Regions from separate parts of the Homo sapiens genome. Here region 1 is linked to region 2. Evidence: read pairs that join two places in POLR2A ChIA-PET (ENCODE). Cell type or tissue: PC-9. All regions are shown on one strand. Each heading gives the region's core, and the rest is flanking DNA. Links, peaks and the distances in the headings are about the cores only.

Region 1 (2,924 bases), core at 183-2,682, 56 kb after region 2:
ACTGGCCAAGAATGGGAAAATTGAGAGTGGGTGGTATAGGAGAGAGATAATGCATATCATTTATGACCCTGAGACCAGTTACACAGTAGATGCTGCAGCTTATCCTAGAAACCCTTGTCTATCAAGTCTTTTGGAGAGGTAAATACTGGACACACCTCAAAGACCCTACGGCAGAATGGACTAAGTGTGGGGCAGATCTGCACATGTATTAGATTCCTCTTGCACTCTGACTCATACCCTCTCAACTAACCTTTACTCCAGTCCTTGCTGCAGCAACCAAAGATGTAGAGATGTAACCAGACAGCAACTCATTTTAGTTGTTTAATGTATATTTCACTTTCTGCCCCTGTGCCTCACTGCCACTGCTGTTGGACATACCTGTAGGAGCCAATTCAGCCATTCTATACACAAGGAAATCTGCAAATATTAACATCCTATGAAATAACCCCTGTCCAATAGGGAATGGAAACTAACGAATAAATACTCCCTTCTTGGTAGAACAATTCTGAGGTACATTCTATATGACTCCTGAAGGGTCCTTAGTGATATCGAGCCCAAATCAGGTTAATCATGTAAAGGAAACTAAAAAATTTACAAAATCACTGCATGGGTCTTATGCCATTCCTTGTTTTACTCTTTTCAGTCCCTCACTCATGTTTCCTAGGCTCAGTCGCGTTCCGATAAATGTTTAATAACTGCCTCTCCAGGAAAATAAAATGATCTTGGTTTGTAGTGTTTGCCTATTTCTGTGATATAAATACACCATAATTTCAAGCTACCAACATGACATCACCAAATCTGCAGTTGGATAGAGGTGTACACAATTGTACCTTGGATGCCAGTATGAGTTGAGTCCAGCACACTACTGCTTGGGAGTGTGTCTCAAAAAAAATTACTGCATGCAAACATTTGTCTCAGAAGATATAGGGTGAAACAAAAAAAGACAAAAAGCTACCAGTCTGAGCCAATTACCAGACAATGATGGGTGTACCGACATTAGCCATGGATACCAATAAGAAGAGAAAAAAAATCTTAGGTAGAAGAGGAAAGAATTTCAATTGTATAACAAACTGGTGATAGGAAGAAGTTGTAGGAATGGGCAGGGGGTATGAATTTTAGAATACTCAGAAGTCTCTAGCCTTTGCAACTAGATAGACAATAATGCTATTTCCAGAGACACAGAATACAGGATTATAATGAGTTCATTTTGGGATCTATTTAGTTTGAGACTTTTTTCATGATACCAAGAAAGAGACAGTTAGTGGGAAATACAGGTCTGAAGCTTAGGTAAGAGATAAGGGTGTGGAAGCTATAGCAAGGTATTGTGAAATTTTATTGTTGATAACTACTTATATTCCTGGAATATCCTGCCGCCCTTCCTCTGGCTCCAGTCAGACAGCAGTGAGGTTTTCTGATTACTGCCCTCAGGCTAGAACTGTTACTACAGAAATGAAAAGAGAAAGATAAGTCAATGCTCAGCTTATAAGTTTTAAAATAGAGCTTTGAAACTCCTGGTAGAAAAAAATATGTTGACACTGGGTATGATGGCACATGCCTGTAATCCCAGCACTTTAGGAGGCCAAGGCAGGCAGATCACTTGAGGCCAGGTGTTCAAAACCAGCCTAGCCAACATGGTGAAACGCTATCTCTACTAAAAATAGAAAAATTAGCCAGGCATGGTGGCACATACCAGTAATCCCAGCTACTCAGGAGACTGAGGCAAGAGAATCACCTGAACCCAGGAGGCAGAGGTTACAGTGAGCCAAGATAGCACCACTGCACTCCAAACCTGGGATTATAGGCGTAAGCCACCGTGCCCAGCCATAACAAATCTCTTTATATATCTGCATCCTATTGGTTCTGTTTCTCTAGGGAACCATAATACAGGGTCTTTAATCTGTCAGTCTGGAACAGTTCCTCCAACTTTCTTGACTTCTATGTCCTTGACACTTTTGAAGATTACAGGGCAGATATTTTGTAGTACGTTCCTTAAATTGGATTTGTTTTCTCATGATTAGATCCAAGTTATGGAGGAAAAGCAATGGGTTGCAAGATTTTGGTTTATCAAATGTTCACTTTGATCATTTGATTAAGGTGGTATATTTCAGCCTTTTAATCTATGTAACTAAGTACTTTCTGGAAATATATGTTGAACCCTGTAAAAATCTCATTTTTCATTGAACTTTGAATGTACTCATTTATTATAATTTATATCTGTAATGAACACATGGTACCAGAATTATTCATTGGATTATAATCTGTTGCTATCATAATTTATTTTAGTGCTCAAGTTAGGCCATCTTTGGCCAGTGGGAGCTTTTTTCAGGTTGGTTCCTGTGTCCTTTTATTCTGTCTCCATCATTACTTTCATTATTTTCTGGGATAACAAGATGTTTCAGGCTCAACTTTTATTTGCCTTGTCCTAGTCCTGGAATCAGCCATTTTTCCAAGGAGCCCTGGTTTCTTTTAGTAAAAAGTTAAAATATGGATGCAAGATATGCTCATTGCTTTTGGGGTGTCATTGTTCCCAGGCCCTCTTAGAATACAAATGTAGAAAATATTTGTGTGTGTGTGTGTGTGTGTGTGTGTGTGTGTGTGTATGCAGCAGAGGTTTACATCTACATTTATTTATATACTATATATATATGTTAAAAACTTTTGAGTTCATATCAACACCACCAATTTCATTATAACAACACAAGACTCATTCAAGTTTTCTCTTTCCATTCTTGTAACTTCTTCAACAGTGACTAATGTGGTTCTCATTATCATTCATATATTCACTTATTGGATCACTTGTCTCTACAAGTAACTAATTTCCCATTTCTGCCATCACCAGTCCACCAAGCAAACCCTTCCTTGAACACACCTGGGTCCCACTGCCTTGCACCTGGCCGTCTTTCTCACTACCTCCCACCCCTTGT
Region 2 (2,924 bases), core at 187-2,686:
AATTGATTTCCTCTCCTCTTGAATCTGGGCTGGCTTTGTGACTTGTTTTGACAAACAGAATGCAGCAGAAGTGACACTGTGCAGATTCTGGGTCTAGGCCTTAAAAGACCAGGCAGCTTCCACGTTTGCCCTCTTGGAGACCCCAAGCCACCATGGAAACAGGTTCAGCTACCCAGATGGATAGAGCACGTGCAGAGAGAAAGATGCCAAGCCCCAGATGTCCCAGGCATCACAGTGAGACACCAGACATATGTGTAAAACTATCTTGAATTCCCAGCTGCAGGCAGTGAACTGTCCTAAGTCCAGCAAACACAAATTGCAGAATTGTGGATAGATAGGTGGTGGTTGTTTTAAATCACTAAACTTTGGGATAGCTAGTTACAAAGCAATAGATAAATAAACATAGATACTATGACGGATGGAAATTACTGCAAATTCTGTTGAGTTCCACATATCAAAGGATACAGGCCATCTCCCTTTCCCTTGAATTTGGGCTGGCCCCATGGCTTAGCTTTGACTAATATCTTACTTCCCATGCTCGACGGTTAGCTGGACAGTTCTTCTGCTGGGCTTGCCTGGGCTCACTTAGTTGGCTGCATTAAGCTGGGCTGGAAGATCCAAACAGCTTCACTCACAGGGCTGGGAGTTGGCACCAGCTATCAGCTGTAGCATCTTGGTTCTCTCCCCCATGCTGTCTTGTCTTCAGTAGACTAGACCAGTTTCCTTACATAGTGACCTTAGGGGCCCTTAAGCACCATGAAGCTGAGTGTCTAGAACTTGTACATTGTCACTTCTACCACATTCTATTGGTCAAAGCAAGTCAAATGGTCAACCCAGGTTCAAGAGATGGAGAACTAGTAGAAAACTGAGTAGTTTCTCTACCTGTTGATGAGAAGAACTGCAAAATATGGTGGCCATGTTTTTCAATCTATCACCCATGGGCAAACTGTACCACAATAATTGTAGTTAATGCCAGACATTTTTTGCTTAAGAATATAAGAGCTACACAGAACAAAACTAGAATGATTGTCTGCATCAGGGGTCCCCAACTCCTGGGTTGTGGACCAGTACTAGTCAGTGGCCTGTTAGGGACCTGGCCACACAGCAGGAGGTGAACAGCGGGCAACCGAGTATTACCTGCCCGAGCTCCGCCTCCTGTGAGGATCAGCCGAGGCATCAGATTTTCATAGGACCGTGAACCCTACTGTGAACTGCACATGCGAGGGATCTAGGTTGCGCGCTCCTCATGAAAATCTAAGTAATGCCTGATGATCTGAGGTAGAACAGTTTTATCCCAAATCATTCACCACTACCACCCCTCCTCCAACCTCCACCCCTCGCACCCCTTACCCCCATCCCTGTTCATGGAAAAATTGTCTTCCACAAAACTGGTCCCTGATGCCAAAAAGGTTGGGGATAGCTGGTCTACATAATACATGACATTTAAAAATTCAGCTCATGACAGCACTGTATCATCATTTTATTTCAGCCTGAATGTCAAAACTACCTTAATTTTTCTTTTTCTTTTTTTAGGAAGCCAGTTTTAAAAAAAATACCAATGTTTGGCTGGGCACGGTGGCTCACGCCTGTAATCCCAGCACTTTGGGAGGCTGAGGCGGATGGATCACAAGGTCAGGGGATCGAGACCATCCTGGCTAACACGGTGAAACCCCGTCTCTACTAAAAATACAAAAAAATTAGCCGGGCGTGGTGGCGAGCACCTGTAGTCCCAGCTACTCGGGAGGCTGAGGCAGGAGAATGGCGTGAACCCATGAGGCAGAGCTTGCAGTGAGCCGAGATCGCGCCACTGCACTCCAACCTGGGGGACAGAGGGAGATTCCGTCTCAAAAAAAAAAAAAAAAAAAAAAAATACCATTGCTAAAGCTAGGTCTCCAACTAACCAGGGTAGACACCATTGCTGGTAAGAACTGTTTTCCCCTGAAATCCTGTTAAACCTGGGAAATGGAGAGTAAGGAGGAATTGGAATACGAAAGCTGCAAATGCATGAAGATCAGTCAGGTAAGACCCCTAGATTCCTGGGCAGGCCCCCAGCTACTGCCAATCCTACTGTAAACACTGCTGTAAAAATGTACATTTTTTACAATTAGACTTAACTTCTCTGGAATTAACCTTGAGTGATTAATAGCTCGAATTCTACTAAGAACCAGATATTGTAGAGAATCCTTTAGTTCATGAATTCCACAAATATAAGTTTGCTGAACTAGAAGAGTCTGAGAATATCTACCTTTAGTCATGAGTCAGAAATAAGTGGTGGTAGGCCAGGCGCAGTGGCTCACATCTGTAATCCCAGCACTTTGGGAGGCCGAGGAGGGTGGATCACTTGAGGTCAGGAGTTTGAGACCAGCCTGACCAACATGGTGAAACCCTGTCTCTACTAAAAATACAAAATTAGCCATGTGTGGTGGTGCACACCTGTAATCCCAGCTACTTGGGAGGCTGAGGCAGGAGAATCACTTAAACCTGGGAGGCAGAGGTTGCAGTGAGCCGAGATTGCGCCACTGCACTCCAGCCTGGGTGACAGAGTGAGACTCCGTCTCAAAAAAAAAAAAAAAAAAAAAAAGGAAATCAGTAGTGACAAATCCATGTCTACACTTGATATAAAAAGTAAACTTACCTATTTAAAGGAACCTTGTGATGATTGTGTTTCTCACCTTTTATCATCTAGAGCTGCAGTCCCCAATCTTTTTGGCACTAGAGACTGGTTTTTTAGAAGATAATTTTTCCACCATTTGCGGGTGGTGATGGAGTTTCAAAATGAAACTGTTCCACCTCAGATCATCAGTCATTAATTAGGTTCTCATAAGGAGCATGCAACCTAGATCCCTCACATGTGCAGTTCACAATACGGTTTGTGCTCCTATGAGAATCTAATGCTGCTGCTGATCTGACAGGAGACAGAGCTC

The links. ChIA-PET counts read pairs that join two places held together with the same protein. Peaks named below come from ENCODE experiments on the same cell type or tissue, not always from the same donor. Only the 100,000 strongest peaks of a DNase experiment are listed, where the experiment ranks them.
Region 1: POLR2A ChIA-PET joins it to region 2 with 10 read pairs; 6 of 35 experiments call an interaction of 5 or more read pairs at or near these places.

Annotation. Positions count from the first base shown.
Region 1 is chr15:55,997,124-56,000,047 of GRCh38, reverse strand. No RefSeq gene overlaps it. Among named protein-coding and RNA genes, the nearest start is that of NEDD4, 5.0 kb to the right of the region's middle. In PC-9, for the core only: no CTCF peak of the experiment used is centred there; DNase peaks (open chromatin) are centred at 187 and 1,407; H3K27ac peaks cover 1,579 bases.
Region 2 is chr15:56,053,493-56,056,416 of GRCh38, reverse strand. No RefSeq gene overlaps it. Among named protein-coding and RNA genes, the nearest start is that of NEDD4, 61 kb to the right of the region's middle. In PC-9, for the core only: no CTCF peak of the experiment used is centred there; no DNase peak of the experiment used is centred there.